2 separate regions of the Homo sapiens genome follow, and region 1 is linked to region 2. The links are chromatin loops, found by intact Hi-C in ENCODE. Cell type or tissue: OCI-LY7. All regions are shown on one strand. Each heading gives the region's core, and the rest is flanking DNA. Links, peaks and the distances in the headings are about the cores only. Region 1 overlaps TXNDC11 (thioredoxin domain containing 11). Region 2 has its middle 16 kb from the start of BCAR4.

The links. Peaks named below come from ENCODE experiments on the same cell type or tissue, not always from the same donor. Only the 100,000 strongest peaks of a DNase experiment are listed, where the experiment ranks them.
Region 1: it touches region 2 in a loop (4-fold over the local background); 2 of 110 quality-filtered maps call a loop at or near these places.

Annotation. Positions count from the first base shown.
Region 1 is chr16:11,684,140-11,693,049 of GRCh38, reverse strand. It overlaps TXNDC11 (thioredoxin domain containing 11), which reads left to right. Exons shown (of 12, transcript NM_015914.7): 8 at 968-1,760; 9 at 4,605-4,747; 10 at 5,084-5,193; 11 at 8,805-8,885. Among named protein-coding and RNA genes, the nearest start is that of SNN, 20 kb to the right of the region's middle. In OCI-LY7, for the core only: no CTCF peak of the experiment used is centred there; DNase peaks (open chromatin) are centred at 3,759, 4,899, 6,149 and 8,249; H3K4me3 peaks cover 5,630 bases; H3K27ac peaks cover 7,032 bases.
Region 2 is chr16:11,808,649-11,817,558 of GRCh38, reverse strand. No RefSeq gene overlaps it. Among named protein-coding and RNA genes, the nearest start is that of BCAR4, 16 kb to the left of the region's middle. In OCI-LY7, for the core only: CTCF peaks have their summits at 3,442, 3,645, 7,293 and 7,510; DNase peaks (open chromatin) are centred at 3,668 and 7,448; H3K4me3 peaks cover 2,041 bases; H3K27ac peaks cover 1,746 bases.

The DNA.
Region 1 (8,910 bases), core at 461-8,460, 120 kb after region 2:
CAGCAGAAGCTTGTGAGACTGTAGAAGGGGTCTCAGGGACACTGGAGGTGCAAAAACTAGCTCTTCCTGGAGTGGGAGTAGGACTAGCTTCCCTGAAGCAGCTGCCCTGGTGCTGGGCCTTGGGAACAGATGGAGGAGCCGGTGTCCCCAGCCAGGACTCCGTAAAGGTGTGGCATTGCAGGAGGGCCTGGTCTGTTCTGAAGAGGGTAGGGTGAGACTGGAAAGCCAAACGGGCCAGATTGTGTGGAGGTTTTATCTCATGGGCAGCGTACCATTTGGCCCAGGAGTGCCATGCCTGGGGTTGTATTTTTAAAAATATAGTAACCATCTCCCCCTGCACTCTCATCTACCCTGCTGCGTATTCTTGGTGATACGTTCCAAGACCCCCAATGAATGCCTGAAACCACAGATGGTACTGAACCCTGTATATACTACACACGAATTTCACTTTTCTTCACAATTTCATGGGTAGAAGATTCGTTCTTACCGAAGATCTTAACATCCTTACCTCTTTTTTTTTCCTTATTGAGACTTTTGCCGTTTCACTTAAAGGAAGCATTTTTGGCTTCTCTTTGGCATATCTGAATTGCCAGCATCACTATCCTTACACTTTGGGGGCCCTTCTAATAAATAAAGGGTTACTTGAAGACAAGCACTGTGATACTGAGACAGTTGATCTGATAACTGCGTTGGCTACTAAGTAACAGGCTGGCAGCATCCACAGCATGGACACGCTGGACAAAGGGATGGCTCGCAGTTTTTGTAATGGCAAAAATTTCATCACACTACTCAGAGCGACATGTAGTTTAAAACTTACGACTTGTTTATTTCTGGAATTTTCCATTTAGTATTTTTGAACCGGAGTTGACCATGGATAACTGAAATTACAGAAAGTGAAACGTGGCTAACGGGGTGCTAGTCCCTCAGTCATCCCCAAGCCCTTCACCAACTCTGCCCTGTATTTCAGATCACCGAAGTGGCCTTGGAGTACAACAACTGTCATGGGGACCAGGTGGTGGAGCGTCTCCTTCAGCACCTGCGGCGGGTGGATGCTCCAGTGCTGGAGTCCCTGGCCCTGGAAGTGCCGGCACAGCTGCCAGACCCGCCAACGATCACAGCGTCCCCCTGCTGCAACACTGTGGTGCTGCCCCAGTGGCACTCCTTCTCCAGGACCCACAACGTCTGTGAACTCTGTGTCAACCAGACCTCCGGGGGCATGAAGCCGAGCTCGGTCAGCGTGCCACAGTGCAGCTTTTTTGAAATGGCAGCAGCTCTGGATTCTTTCTACCTCAAGGAGCAGACCTTTTATCATGTGGCATCAGACAGCATAGAATGCAGCAATTTTTTAACTTCCTATAGCCCCTTCAGCTACTACACTGCATGTTGCAGGACCATAAGCAGGGGTGTGTCAGGCTTCATCGACTCTGAACAAGGTGTCTTTGAAGCCCCTACTGTTGCATTTTCTTCCCTTGAGAAGAAATGTGAGGTTGATGCCCCAAGCTCCGTTCCTCACATTGAGGAGAACAGGTATCTCTTTCCAGAAGTGGACATGACTAGCACAAACTTCACAGGCCTGAGCTGCAGAACCAACAAGACTCTCAACATCTACCTTTTGGATTCAAATTTGTTTTGGTTATATGCAGAGAGACTGGGTGCTCCGAGCTCCACTCAGGTGAAAGAATTTGCGGCAATTGTTGACGTGAAAGAAGAATCTCATTACATCTTGGATCCAAAGCAAGCACTGATGAAGCTCACCCTAGGTACTGCAGGCAGTTTATTTCCCCAAGCATTGTACATTTTGCTTGACTTCATATGGGTAAATTTTATTGATGGCTCTCATTACATTTAGTTGTGGGGTGATGTCACCTTCGTAGCTCATTTTAAGTCTTTAGACCACCATCAGTCATAATTTTCAAAGAAGCTAATTTTGTCTATTAAATGGAACAGAAACTTCCTCACTCTGAATTTTGGATAAGTTTGTCATTTAGCCCATGGTGGGGGTAAGAGTCCCACTTTCTAAATTGGCGATTTCTGTCACATGTCTAAGGTAGAACCAGCTGCAGGCAGTGGGGACTTGGGGACTAGAACAGGCAGGGAGGTGGAGAGCTATTCTGGTGGGATGTCCTAGGGGCTGATGAAAGTGAGCCTTGACAGCAGCTTTGTTCTAAAGGAGCTTAAAGAGAAAGCAGTGGCCGGGCGCAGTGGCTCACGCCTGTAATCCCAGCACTTTGGGAGGCCGAGGCGGGTGGATCACGAGGTCAGGAGATCGAGACTATCCTGGCTAATGTGGTGAAACCCCGTCTCTACTAAAAATACAAAAAAAAAAAAAATTAGCCGGGCGCGTTGGCGGGCGCCTGTAGTCCCAGCTACTCGGGAGGCTGAGGCAGGAGAATGTCGTGAACCTGGGAGGCAGAGCTTGCAGTGAGCAGAGATCGCGCCCCTGCACTCCAGCCTGGGCGACAGAGCAAGACTCCGTCTCCAAAAAAAGAGAGCAGTGAAGAAGGAAGTAGAGCCGCCTTGCCTCCCTTTTTGTCTCATAGGCTTAAATGTCTAAGGATCAAGGCCACCAGACCTAATTTGTTCTGCTGCTGTTTCATAATGTACTGAGTAATATTGCTGGGACCTGGGGTACCTACACTGTAACAAGTGTAAAGTGCAAATAAATAAGTGTCAGTCGCAAACCAGCAAAACCCACTTTTTGAGGAGTAAGGCTCCATGATGAGAAAGCACCCAGAGCTTGCCCCTGGGACTTGGCAGCAACATTGGGCTGACCCACCCTGGCCTGTTCCCAGGAATTTGCTGATGCCCTTGACTACACACAATGAAGTGAGAATTCAAAAGCCACGTTAGTTCAGCCTCATTGGAAACGGGAGGGAGGGTCAGTGTATGCCGAATGGAGAAAGGAGGAATTTGGTAGGGAAGGAAACCTTTCATTTCAAGTTTTAAAGTATGAACTCAACAGTAGACTCAGAGCTTCTACATATGAGTCTTTTTAGCCATCCTCTTTCAAATCTAGGTGAAGCTTGTTTCTTACATTAGACACATTTGTGAAAAGGCTTTATGTAAATATTGATTTTTCTATATCAAGTTACATATTATAAATCCAAGAGTTCCTCACTGTGTAAAAGAACCCTGTGACCAGTCACTTTTTGAAGGGCATAAATCTGTCGATATTATAGATTACTCCCAATTCATGTTATCTAAAGTCATTTTGATGTGTTGAGCTTTCTTAAAATGAAACAAGCATTTTTTTTTTAAATGGGAAAGAGACTCCAGAGAAATGGGGTCAGTGTTCCTACAAGCATGTATTTTTGAGGTAGTCTGTATTAGATTTTCCTGAATTCCATTCAGTAATGCTCAAGTGTTTAATGACCTCATAATGTGTTCACTTTGAATTTAAGGGTAATTGAAAGAAGCCTTCTTTAGATTTCTTTCCATCTTCTGTATCTTCTCTGAAATGTTTAGCCTAGCTGTTCTTTGTCCTGCAGTTAGTGACAGAATTCTTAGGGAGCTTGTAAAAAACACCTACTGTGTGTCATTGTTGGTTTAGAGACTTAACTCATAAATCAGCTGTCTCTAGGCTAGTTTCAGAATTTAGGCTTTATTCAGATTAGGAAATAATTCTTGGTTTCATGTTTCAAAAACATAGCCAACTAAGTGTTTCTCAGATGCTGATCATGAATTCTCTTTAGTATTCACATGACATTCTTCACTTCCTCTTCCATTCTGCACGCTGCATTGCCCATTGCACCTCAAAATGGAGGGAGTTAGAAGAAAGAAAAAGAACTGAAACTTTAGCTGAGTGCAATGGTGGACGCCTGTAGTCCCAGCTACTCTGGAGGCTGAGGTAGGAGGATCGCTTGAGCCCAGGAGTTTAAGGCTACAGTGAGCTATGATTGCAGCACTGTACTCCAGCCTGGGCAACAGAGTGAGACCCTGTCTCTTTAAAAAAAAAAAAAAAAGTGAAATTCAAATTAGTATTGTTTCAGATGAAGCAAAGGACTCTGAAGATGGCAGAATTTGTGGTAAAACTGTTGGTTCAAATCAGGTTTTTGATTATTATGGGTTTTATGTATTTTTCCACTACATATAATTTTTTCTTAACCTTTAAAAAAAGAAACTTAAAGAACCTTAATAAAGGAAACAAAAAACTGTAGCTCCTTGTCCTCAAATTAATGAGCATTTAAACACATTCCACACTACTGTAGCTTGTGCAGTTGTCACATTTGTGGTTAAGCTTAAAGGTCTTAGTATTATAGGGTGAAATTTCTTGAAAAGATGGTGGCTTGTTGATGATTTATACAGTCTCACTTGGTGTCTATTTGTGGACCAGTCCTTTTAAAAAAAGAATAGTCTATGAATATTAGAGCATCTAACATTGCATAGTGTTTTGTTATCCACATTACTGTCTGCTGAGTTAATACTACCAGAGCTAAACCTGATGCCACCCGGGCAGCTTTGTTTGGGGTTTTGCTGATAGGTGAAATGTTAAAAATGTGAGCCTATGAAGTCATTTGAGTTTTTAAAATGTGGAGTTTAAAAGTAGGCCAGCTATTCTCTTTGTATCTAGAGGAGAGTTGATCTCATTTTCTCTTTATTTTTAGAGTCTTTTATTCAAAACTTCAGCGTTCTCTATAGTCCCTTGAAAAGGCATCTCATTGGAAGTGGCTCTGCCCAGTTCCCGTCTCAGCATTTAATCACTGAAGTGACAACTGATACCTTTTGGGAAGTAGTCCTTCAAAAACAGGTATGGAGTCATGAGAGGCAAAAGTTAAGCCATCTGTCCCTCTTAAAATAATTTCCAAACTACAGTTGTTGGGGTGAGCAGCTGTTTTTGATGTATAGAAGAGTAACCACGTGATGGCCCAATTATGGACCGTGAATGAATTACATGTGGTTTTTAAATTTCAGAAAAGTGCTCCAGAAAGCACAGTATTGGAAAGACCTAAAGATGAAAATTTTCACTGTAATATTTGCATAGGTAGCATTTTTCGGGTGCTTGCTGGATTCTAAGCAATGAGGAAAGAAATGAAGAAGAGCCCATTTCCCGGTGCAAGTAACATCTGTCTTCCCTTTCCCACAGGACGTTCTCCTGCTCTATTACGCTCCGTGGTGCGGCTTCTGTCCATCCCTCAATCACATCTTCATCCAGCTAGCTCGGAACCTGCCCATGGACACATTCACTGTGGCAAGGTAAGCAGGCCTCTTCTGCAGCGCTTTGGGCTGTATGCCCATTTTCACTCTTATTTGCAGCTTAGCCATATGGTGTGTGAGGGTCTGCCCATTTTCCATTAACCTTTGGTAGGACTTGGCTGAATTTAATTGTCAGGTTGAAGCCATGAGCAAAGCCTCTTTGAAACTGAACTTTTCCTCATGAATTCTGAGTGTTCCTTCCATGATGTTGATGTTTAGCCCTGACTAGATTCGTAGGTGGCTGAGTGCAGTTCTGTGGGGAGAGCACTGACCTGGTTGCCAGGATGGCCCCGTGGAATACCATGGGACAGTTGCCCCAGGCAATGCCAGTGGGTCCTGGGATCCCAAGCAGATCTCTCCACCAGCCCTGGTTTATCTCATTTGTGAAATTAAAAGGAAAGACCAATAGATATCCACATTCTGGTATTGTGATTCCATGGGTACTGTATGTGCGCTTTTGAGTAAACAAAATTTTTAAAAATATTTTTTGGGAAAAGAAGGCTCAAATACAGAGTCTTTAGATGGGGTAGTAAGCAGTTTTGGGTGAGGAAAACTGTTCACATTTAACCCCCCACCTCCCCCAAAACCCTACAGATAGATAAGAGTTAAATATAAAAAAATCAAAACAAAAAATAGGATTTGCTGATTCCTCTGGGAGATGGAAACTTTCCAAAGTGGAAGCAGTTGGAAAAATAAAGAGAGAAAAATGGACAGATTCCACTAGAAATACGTGCAGTGAAAACAGGGAAAGCAGACAAAAAGGGGGACCATTAATATATTTTCCAGTGTCTCTGTGTCACCTGTTATATGCACTGTAAGTAATAATTAGAATCAAATCTGAGGAGTTACTATGTTGGGAGAGTTTTTGATATACATATTACCTGACTGAGTCCTTGCGACGCTTAGTGAAGGCACTCTAGTTAAAAAAAGAAAGTGCTATTTGTGTTGAGGAGGAAACTGAGACATAGAAAGATTCGACAAGTTGCCCAGAGTTTCAAGCTGCAAATGAGGGGCCAGGATTAAATCAGGCATTCATACTCCAGCCTCCCCGGAAATTAAAATGGTTTAGAAGATGGCTGAGACCGATTCCATTCTGAACAAAGGATGTGAGCAGGTTTTTCTTTTAAGAGGAGAGAGTAAATAAACAAGTGGGGAAATTATAACCTAATAAATGTAAATTAAAACAGTAACAAAGTATCATTTAACATATTAAAGTAATCAGTGGTTTTAAGTGACAGAATCTTGTGTTGATAAAATAAAATGGAAACTGCAGTCAGATGTATCTAATGGAATGAGTACATTGCCATAACTCTTTTGGAAAGCATTTTGGCAACATTTACAAGAAATCAACAAAAACAGTTAACACATTTTTGACCCAGTTAATTTTACTTTGGAGAAGTAATGGAATAGGAATTCCGAAGAAGCATGAGCTCATCATTATAGCATTGTTTACATCCACCAGGAGATGAATGTTTAAGTAAATTATGGCTGGGCATTTAATGGAATTTTTATCCTTCAACAGTGCTTTTCATACAGTTAATGGAAAAGAACAGAGTATGAAATATATGACAACTCTTCTTAAAAATATGTAAGGATATAGGCGAGGTGCAGTGGCTCATGCCTGTAATCCCAGCATGTTGGGAGGCCGAGGTGGGCGGATCACCTGAGGCCAGGAGTTCGAGACCAGCCTGGCCAACATAGTGAAAACCTGTCTCTACTAAAAATAAAAAATTAGCCAAGTGTGGCGGCACGTGCCTGTAGTCCCAACTACTCAGGAGGCTGAGGCAGGAGAATCACTTGAATCCAGCAGCCGGAGGTTACAGGGAGCTGAGATTGCACCACTGCATTCCAGCCTGGGCGACAGAGCAAGACTGTGTCTCAGAAAAAAAAAAGTAAGCATATAGACCAAGCCTGCAGCCTGCATAAGAAAGGGGGGCCTTATTTAGCCCAATGGAATTCTGAGTGGATTTTTACAATGTTTTAATTTTATAGTTTGCTTTCTTTGAAGTAAGAATCAAGTGAGAAAAAGCATTTAATTATGGAATATAGTGTTCACTCCCACTTGTTTAGAAAGGAACACTAATGTTTTAGGTAGGCTGGCACAGGTGAGGCAGGAGTGCTGTTTTGTTAGTAAACTTTTGGTAAATGGTTTTCATTTGGTTATGCCTTTTGTTGCTGTTGTTGTTTTTTGTTTTTGTTTTTTTTTTTGAGATGGAGTCTTGCTCTGTTGCCCAGGCTGGAGTGCAGAGGTGCAATCTCAGCTCACTATAAGCTCCGCCTCCCGGGTTCACGCCATTCTCCTGCCTCAGCCTCCCGAGTAGCTGGGACTACAGGCGCCCGCCATTATGCCCAGCTAATTTTTTGTATTTTTAGTAGAGACGGGTGGCGTTTCACCGCGTTAGCCAGGATGGTCTCGATCACCTGACCTCGTGATCTGCCTGCCTCGGCCTCCTAAAGTGCTGGGATTACAGACGTGAGCCACCACGCCCGGCGTTGTTGTTTTTTTGAGACAGGGTCTCACTCTGTTGCCCAGGCTGGAATGCAGTGGTGCAATCACAGCTCACTGCAGCCCCAACCTCCCAGGTTCAGGTGATTCTCCCACCTTCCCAAGTAGCTGGGACTACAGGCATGTGCCAGAATACCCGGCCAATTTTTTGTAGAGACAGGGTTTCCCCATGTTGCCCAGGCTAGTCTCGAACTCCTGGGCTCAAACAGTCCACCCACCTCGGCCTCCCAAAGTGTTGGATTTACAGGCGTGAGCCCCTGTGCTCAGCCTGGTTGTGCCATTTTTTGAAAAGCAAATTTCATCCTTTTGGACACATACATGACACTTACCGCACCCTCACTCCCCCCAGTTATGCTTTCTAAAAACTTCTGTCAAGGTAAAGATTGAAAACATGTTCATCTTTTGTGTGCACTGTTTATGAATAGTAGCTGAATAGCCCCTCCGCAAGGAGGATGCAGCCCCTTCCATAAAGGATGCTGTTGTGGCTCCATGTCTGCTTAGCCCGAGTGTGGGCGCCCAGCTGTGTGCCCAGCTCTGTGCCAGCTGCCCGGGGCAGGCCTCTAGAGCAGTTGCGGTTAGCTCCCACAGTGATTGAGCACAGGCTGGGTGAGTTAGTACAGATGTCATTTTCTGTATTAGAAAATTAATGTCAAATCTGCTAAGAAAATAGGCTGTTTTTGGTCTCTATCCAGATTTACAACATAAAGAGGGTATAATTTTCCATCTTCAGAGGGGCTTGATGTATTTTGCTCAATGATTTCCTTTCTTTTCCCAGAGCTATTCAGGGATTAAAATACTTGGCTAGATCCTGTCAGGTGAGGAGTGAATGACTCCTCAGGTGTCAGTGCGGCATTTTCTGCAAGTTCATTTTTACTTTCAGGACATCACATTGCCACTCAGTGGAAAGCGTCCACGTAGTAGAATGTTGTATGTCTTGGAAGTATCAGCGCCCAGCTCACACCTGGTAGTACATTCATCGAGAAGGGACTAGCCCAATGTGGGGTGTAAAAAATGCACCAGGTTCTTGAAGTTATCTGAGAAGGTTCTTTCAAGTTGGTGTTTCTTGGGCTGATCATCTGCCATTTCTGTTCTTTCCCTTTACCAGGATTGACGTGTCTCAGAATGACCTTCCTTGGGAATTTATGGTCGATCGTCTTCCTACTGTCTTGTTTTTTCCCTGCAACAGGTAATGCCAAATTTTTGTCACTGGT
Region 2 (8,910 bases), core at 468-8,467:
CATGTTAGCTAGGCTGGTCTTGAACTCCTGATCTCAAGTGATCTGCCCACCTCAGCCTCCCAAAGTGCTGGGATTACAGGTGCCCACCACCATGCCTGGCTACTTTTTGGATTTTTAGTAGAGAAGGGGTTTCACCATGTTGGCCAGGCTGGTCTTGACGTCCTGACCTCAAGTGATCCACCTGCCTTGGCCTCCCAAAGTGTGAGCCGATGCCATCCTTGTGTGTGTGTGTGTGTGTGTGTGTGTGTGTCGTTTTTTTGTTTTGTTTTGTTTTGTTTTTTGAGACAGAGTCTCACTCTGTAGCCCAGGCTGGAGTGCAGTGGTGCAATCTCAGCTTACTTCAGGCTCTGCCTCTTGGGTTCAAGGGATTCTCTTGCCTCAGCCTCCTGAGTAGCTGGGATTACAGGTGTGAGCCCCCACACCAGGCTAATGTTTGGATTTGTAGTAGAGACAAGGTTTTGCCTTGTTGTCCAGGCTGGTCTCAAACTCCTGACCTCAGGTAATCTGCCTGCCTTTGCCTCCCAAAGTGCTGGGATTACAGGCGTGAGCCGTCATCTCTTGCCCGGTAACATCCTTTATAATAAACCAGTAAATGTGTTTCCCTGGGTTCTCTAAGCTGCATTAGCAATTAAATGAACCCAAAGAGAGGGTTGTGGGAACACCAAGTTGAAACAAGTCAGAAGTTCTGGAGGCTCAGATTTGTGACTGGTGGGAAGGGAGAGGGCTGCTTGGTGGGAGTGAGCCCTCAGTTGTGGGGCCTGATGCTGTATCAGTGAGGTAGATACTGTCAGAATTGAGGCTGGGCGTGGTGCCTCATGCCTGTAATCCCAGCACTTTGGGAGGCCAAGGCAGGTAGATTGCTTGAGTTCAGGAGTTCGAGACTAGCCTGGTTAACATGGCAAAAGCCTGTCTCTATAAAAAATACAAAAACAGGCCAGGTGCTGTGGCTCACGCCTGTAATCCAGCACTTTGGGAGGCCGAGGCGGGCAGATCACTTGCGCTCAGGAGTTTCAGACCAGCCTGGCCAACATGGTGAAACCCTGTCTCTACTAAAAATACAAAAATTATCAAAGCATGGCGGTGTGTCCCTGTAGTCCCAGCTACTCAGAAGGCAGAGGCAAGAAAATAGCTTGAACCTGGGATGTGGAGGCTGCAGTGAACCTAGACCGCGCCATTGCACTCCAGCCTGGGTGACAGAACAAGACTCCGTCTCAAAAAAAGAAAAACAAAACAAAACAAACAAAAACAGCCAGGCATGATAGCACTTGCCTGTGGTCCAGCTACTTGGAAAGCTGAGGTGGGTGGATCACTTTGAGTCTGAGAGGTTGAGATTGAGCCACTGCACTCCAGCCTGTGCAACAGAGCTAGACCTTGTTTAAAAGGAAAAAAAAAAATGCCGGGTGCAGTGGCTCATGCCTGTAATCCCAGAACTTTGGGAGGCCAAGGAGGGTGGATCACGTGAGGTCAGAAGTTCAAGACCAGCCTGGACAACATGGTGAAACCCTGTCTCTACTAAAAATACAACAATTACCCGGGCATGGTAGCAGGCACCTGTAATCCCAGCTATTCAGGAGGCTGAGGCAGGAGAATCACTTCAACCCGGGAGGCGGATGTTGCAGTGAGCCGAGATCACACCATGGCACTCCAGCCTGGGCTACAGAGACTCTGTGTCCCCCCAACCAAAAAAAAAAAAAAAAGTCGGAGGACACCCAGCAGATGTCTGATGTAGAATTGATTGGTTGCTTGGTGTGTGGGGAGAAATCCCTACACATTTGGTTACAGAAGTCTTCTGTGTCATTGTTGTCGTGGTGTTTTTCCCTTCAGTGACCACGCTGTCCAAAGTGATCTACAGATTCATTTCAATCCCTATCAAAATACCAATGACATTTTCAGAGATAGAAAAAAAAATCCTAAAATTCATGTGGAACCAAAGTGAGCCCAAATATCCAAAGTAATCCTGAGCAAAAGAAGAAAGCTAGGCCGGGCACGGTGGCTCACGCCTGTAATCCCAACACTTTGGGAGGCTGAGGCGAGTGGATCGCCTGAGGTCAGGGCTTTGAGACCAGTCTGGCCAACATGACGAAACCCCGTCTCTACTAAAAATACTAAAATTAGCTGGGCGTGGTGGCAGGAGCCTGTAATCCCAGCTATTCGGGAGGCTGAGGCAGGAGAATCACTTGAACCTGGGAGGCAGAGGTTGCAATGAGCCAAGGTCGCACCATTGCACTCCAGCCTGGATGACAAGAACGAGACTTCGTCTCAAAAAAAAAAAAAAAGAAGAAAATGGCTGGATGCAGCGGCTCATGCCTGTAATCCCAGCACTCTGGAGGGCCGAAGCAGATGGATCACCTGAGGTCAGTAGTTCAAGACCAGCCTGACCAACATTGAGAAACCCCATTTCTACTAAAAATACAAAATTAGCTGGGCGTGGCAGCACATGCCTGTAATCCCAGCTACTTGGGAGACTGAGGCAGGAGAATTGCTTGAATCTGGAAGGCGGAAGTTGTGGTGAGCCGAGATTGCACCATTGCACTCCACCCTGAGCAACAAGAGTGAAACTCTCTCTCTCTCACACACACACACACAGACACACACACACACACACACAAAGCTAGAGGCCTCATGTGGTCACTCACACCAGTAATCCCAGCATTTTGGGAGTCCATGGTGGCTAGATCACTTGAGGTCAGGAGTTCGAGACCTGCCTGGCAAAACCTCATCTCTACAAAAAAAAGTACAAGAAATCAGTTGGGGGCTGGGTGTGGTGGCTCACGCTTGTAATCCCAGCACTTTAGGAGGCCAAGGCCGGTGGATCTCCTGAAGTCAGGGGTTTGAGACCAGCCTGGCCAACATGACAAAACCCTGTCTCTACTAAAAATACAAAAAAAAAATTAGCCAGGTGTGGCATGTCTGTAGTCCCAGATACTCAGGAGGCTGAAGCAGGAGAACTGCTTGAACCTGGGAGGCAGAGATTGCAGCGAGCCGTGATCACGCCACTGCACTCCAGACTCCAGCCTGGGTGACAGAGTGAGACGCTGTCTCAAAAAAAAAAAAAAAATTGGGTGTTGCGTTGTGTCCCTGTAGTTCCATCCACCCAGGAGGCTGAGGTGGGAGGATCATTCGAGCTGTGAGCTGGGAGGTCGAGGCTGCAGTGAGTCATGATGGCACCACTCTAGCCTGGGCAACAAGATTTGTTTCAACAAAACTGTAAGTTGTAGAATGCTGAGATTCATTTTGCTTTATTACAAAACTAAGAATTTCTAGTTGGTTGTTGAATTTAATATTATTTAACCACCAAAGAAAGAGATTCTTGTTGGCCTGATACATCTTCCTTGATATGTCAAAGTGTTTTTGTCACAAAGGAGAGCAGGTATAACTGTGAAAACTGCATTACATCTATAGACTGTACCAATGTCACTTTCTTGGTTTTGATATTTAATACGTTAACATTGGGGGAGGCTGAGAGAAGGGTCCGTGGAACTTCCCTATACATTTCTTGGGACCCTCTGATGAATCTATAATCATCTCAAAATGAAAAGTTAAACACATTTTAGTTTCACAAAACTATGTAAATGAAACAGAATACCCAATGTTGATTTTTGTAATTGTGTTACATTTGAAAGGGAACGCAAAATGTGATTGTAATGATAAGAACTAGCCACAAGTTGTCACTAGTGGTCTATCATAGCCCTCTGAAACTCACAACACCCACCCCCCCGCCACGCCCCCCGCCACCCTCAAAACGAGAATTGTTTTGATGAAGAAAGGACGTGACTTTTTTTTTTTTTTTTTTTTTTTTTTTGAGACAGAGTCTCACTCTGTTGCCCAGGCTGGAGTGCAGTGCCACGATCTCGGCTCACTGCAACCTCTGTCTCCCAGGTTCAAGTGATCCTCCAGCCTCAGCCCCCGAGTAGCTGGATTACTGGTACATGCCACAACGCCCGACTGATTTTTTTATTTTCAGTAGAGATGGGATTTCGCCATGTTGGCCAGGCTGGTCTCAAACTCCTGACCTCAGGTGATCCACCCATCTCGGCCTCCCAAAGTGCTGGGATTACAGGCATGAGGCACCACGCCTGGCTGGATGTGGCTATTTTTAAACTGCCATATTTAACCATTGCTGTTTTTCTGTTTGGAAGCACTGTAAAATCCCAATATCGTATTCTTTTTTTTTTTTTTTTGAGATGGAGTCTTGCTCTGTCACCGAGGCTGGAGTGCAGTGGCGCGATGCAACCTCTGCCACCCAGGTTCAAGTGATTCTCCTGCCTCAGCCTCCCGAGTAGCTGGGATTACAGGTGCCTGCCACTACACCCGGCTAATTTTTGTAGTTTTAGTAGGGACGGAGTTTCACCATGTTGGTCAGGCTGGTCTTGAACTCCTGTCCTCAAGCAATCTACCTGCCTCGGCCTCCTAAAGTGCTGAGATTACAAGCATTAGTCACCGCGCCCTGTTTATCTTATTCTTTTATAGGTGAAAATACAGAAACCATAAGAAAGGGAATAGGGTTTTTTTGTTGTCGTTTTTGAGACAAGAGTCTCCCTCTATCGCCCAGGCTGCGGTGCAGTGGCGCGATCTCGGCTCACTGCAAGCTCCGCCTCCCGGGTACACGCCATTCTCCTGCCTCAGCCTCCCGAGTAGCTGGGACTACAGGTGCTCACCACCACGCCCAGCTGATTTTTTTGTATTTTTTTTAATAGAGGCGGGGTTTCACCGTGTTAGCCAGGATGGTCTCAATCTCCTGACCTCGTGATCCACCAGTCTCAGCCTCCCAAACTGCTGGGATTACAGGTGTGAGCCACTGCACCTGGCCGCAGGAATAGGGTTTAAAGGTGGCAAATTAGACATTCTCTAGAGGAACGTCACTTCTCAAAGTGTGGCTCCTGGAGCAGCAGCACTGGCAGGGCCTAACAATTTGTAAGAAGTGCAAAACCTCAGGCCTCACCCTAAACCTACCAAATTAGATTCTTCTTCTTTTATATTTTTGAGGTGGAGTCGCACTCTGTTACCCAGGCCAGAGTGCAGTGCGGTGATTTTGGCTCAATGCAACCTCTGCCTCCTAGGTTCAAGTGATTCTCCTGCCTCAGCCTCCCAAGTAGCTGGGATTACAGGTGTGGGCCACCACGCCCGGCTAACTTCTGTATTTTTAGTAGATACGGGGTTTTATCATGATGGCCAGGCTGGTCTCGAACTCCTGACCTCAGGTGATCCACCTGCCTTGGCGTAATCCCAGTGCAGGGATTACAGGTGTGAGCCACCATGACCAGCCAGATTCTTCACCTTTTTGGTGTGTGTGTGTATGTGTGTGTGTGAGATGGTGTCTTGCTCTTGTCGCCCAGGCTGGAGCACAATGGCACAATCTCGGCTCACTACAACCTCTGCCTCCCAGGTTCAAGCACTTCTCCTGCCTCAGCCTCCCAAGTAGCTGGGATTACAGGCGCCAGCCACCACGCCCGGCTGATTTTTATATTTTTAGTAGAGATGGGGTTTCACCATGTTGGCCAGGCTGGTCTCGAACTCCTGACGTCAGGTGATCTGTCTGCCTCGGCCTCCCAAAGTACTGGGATTACAGGCATGAGCCACTGCACCCAGCCCTGAATTTGATTCTTCTTCTTTTTTTTTTTTTGAGACGGAGTCTCACTCTGTTGCCCAGGCTGGAGTGCAGTGACGTGATCTCCGCTCACTGCAAACTCCGCCTCCCGGGTTCACGCTGTTCTCCTGCCTCAGCCTCCCGACTAGCTGGGACAACAGGCACCCACCACCACACCCGGCTAATTTTTTGTATTTTTTAGTAGAGATGGGGTTTCACCCTGTTAGCTAGGATGGTCTTGATCTCCTGACCTCGTGATCCACCCGCCTTGGCCTCCCAAAGTGCTGGGATTACAGGAGTGAGCCACTGCGCCTGGCCACCACATGGACATCTTTGAGGATCATCTTTCAATACCCCTTAGTCTCTGTGTTGTAGAACAGCAGCTATCAAGGAGCATTGTTCTTTTTTTTTTTTTTTTTTTTTTTTTTTTTTGATCCAGAGTCTGGCTGTGTTGCCCAGGCTGGAGTGCAGTGGCCAATCTCAGCTCACTGCAACCTCTGCCTCCTGGGTTCAAGTGATTCTCCTCCCTCAGCCTCCCGTGTAGCTGAGGTTACAGGTGCATGCCACTACACCTGGGTAATTTTTGTATTTTTGGTAGAGATGGGGTTACACCGTGTTGGCCAGGTTGGTCTCGAACTCCTGGCCTCAAGTGATCTGCCCACCCTGGCCTCCCAAAGTGCTGGGATTACAGGTGTGAGCCACCGTGCCTGGCCTTAACATAACTGTTTACAACAAAACTGTATAACCTGCCCGTCCTGCCTGGATGATTGATTCAGGATGCTTATGTTGATGCAGGAGAATGGGGTCTGGAGGCAGGGAACCTAAAAACTTCCTAGAACTAGGCCGAGTGCAGTGGCTCACACCTGTAATCCCAGCACGTTGGGATGCCGGGGCCGGTGGATCACCTGAGATCAGGAGTTCGAGGCCACCCTGGCCAACATGGTGAAATTCTATCTCTATTAAAAATAGAAAAATTAGCTTGGTGTGGTGGTGAGCACCTGTAATCCCAGCTACTTGGGAGGCTGAGGCAGGAAAATCGCTTGAACCTGGGAGGCAGAGGTTGCAGTGAGCCAAGATCCTACCACTGCACTACAGCCTGGGCAACAAAGTGAGACTCTGTTTTAATAAATAAACAAACAAACATACATACTTCCTAGAACTCAATAAAAGGGAAAAACCCCAATTAACTGTCTTTTTTTTTTTCTAGATGGAGTTCAGTGGCCTGATCTTGGCTCACTGCAACTTCCGCCTCCCGGGTTCAAGCAATTCTCCTGCCTCAGCCTCCCAAGTAGCTGGGATTACAGGCACCCCCCACCATGCTAGGCTAATTTTTGTATTTTTAGTAGAGACGGAGTTTCACTATGTTGGCCAAAGGTCCGCCCACCTCCGCCTCCGAAAGTGTTTGGATTACAGGCATGAGCCCTCCCCGCTCTCCCACCTCCAGGCCAAAACCCCAACTTTCTATGCCCAACTAAATAACTTTGTAACTTCACTTCAGCTATGGCAGGAAACATCCTCTTCATTTCCATGGGGTGTATGCCAAGTAAATAACTTTGTAACTTCACTTACCCTCTTCATTTACATAGGGCATACCAATGGGAAACCTCTGAAGGGTATTTAAACCCCAGAAAATTCTGTAACCAGCATTGTTGAGTCACTTCCTCTAACCTGCTCCCTACTCTGTGGAGTGTACTTTCGTTTCAATAAATCTGTGCTTTTCTTTCATTGCTTTGTGCGTTTCGTCCAATTCTTTTTTCAAAACGTCAAGAACCTGGACACCCTCCACCCGTAACAGTGTGACACAGTTCTGGCCAGAGTCAGGTCCAGGTTTTACGGAAGTATTTGTAAGAGCAAGGCTTTGTGGGAGTTGCTGAGAAAAGACCACCTAAGCCTGGAACTGCTGGCAGTTACGTTGCCGCAAGGGGTGAGTCTGCCTGAGAATGGAAAGCAGAACTGACAGAAGGAGAGAGAGTGCCTGAGTTTCTGATGATACTGACACGAACCTTACCTGGACAATTAAGTTCTATGAGCTCATAAATTTCCTTTCTTCCCCTTAGCCTTGTTTAATTAGGGTTCACTACTTAACAGTCTCTTACAACTAAAAAATTCTTTTTTTTTTTTTTTTTCAGATGGAGTCTCGCTCTGTTGCCCAGGCTGGAGTACAGTGGTACAATCTCAGCTCACCGCCAACCTCTGCTTTCCGGGTTCCACTGATTCTCCTACCTCAGCCTCCCTGGTAGCTGGGATTACAGGCGCCCACCACCAAGCCTGGCTAATTTTTTGTATTTTTAGTAGAGACAGTGTTTCACCATGTCAGCTAGGCTGGTCTTGAACTCCTGACCTCAGATGATCCACCTGCCTTGGCCTCCCAAAGTGCTGGGATTACAGGCGTGAGCCACCGCACCCAGCCAAAAAATTCTTGACATATGCACTCATAACACCTTGAAAGAAAATACCAGTGAAGTGCTTGAAAGGGAACTGGTCCCCAAAGGGTATTTGAATCACTAAGACTTGGGCAAGATTTGACTGCTTAGATTTGATATATGATATTCTAGTTCTAGGCCCGGGCGCAGTGGCTCACGCCTGTAATCCCAGCACTTTGGGAGGCCGAGACAGGCGGATCACGAGGTCAGATCGAGACCATCCTGGCTAACACAGTGAAACCCCATCTCTACTAAAAATACAAAACATTATCCGGGTGTGGTGGCGGGTACCTGTAGTCCCAGCTACTCGGGAGGCTGAGGCAGGAGAATGGCGTGAACCCAGGAGGCGGAGCTTGCAGTGAGCTGAGATCATGCCACTGCATTCCAGCGTGGGTGACAGAGCGAAACTCCGTCTCAAAAAAACAAAAAAAACACCAAAACTAGTTCGAATCTGGTTAGAACAACTTTATTGCTGGATTTTGACATCCTAGCAAAAAAGGTGCCAAACCATTGTCATACGTTTTGTGGATACATTTGCATATTTTATTATTATCTTTTTTTGAGACAGTGTCTTGCTCTGTTGCCCAAGCTGGGATGCAGTGGCACGATCTCAGCTCACTGCAACCTCTGCCTCCCGGGTTCAAGTGATTCTCCTGCCTCAGCCTCCTGAGTAGCTGGGATTACAGGCGCACGCCACCACGCCTGACTAATTTTTGTATTTTTAGTAGAGACGGGGTTTCACCACGTTGGTCAGGCTGGTCTCGAACTCCTGACCTTGTGATCTGCCCGCCTTGGCCTCCCAGTGTTAGGATTACAGGCGTGAACCACCACACCTGGCCAAATTAGCAGATTTTAAATCCTTTCGCTGATCCAAGCTGGGAAAAAAGACTTCACTGATAC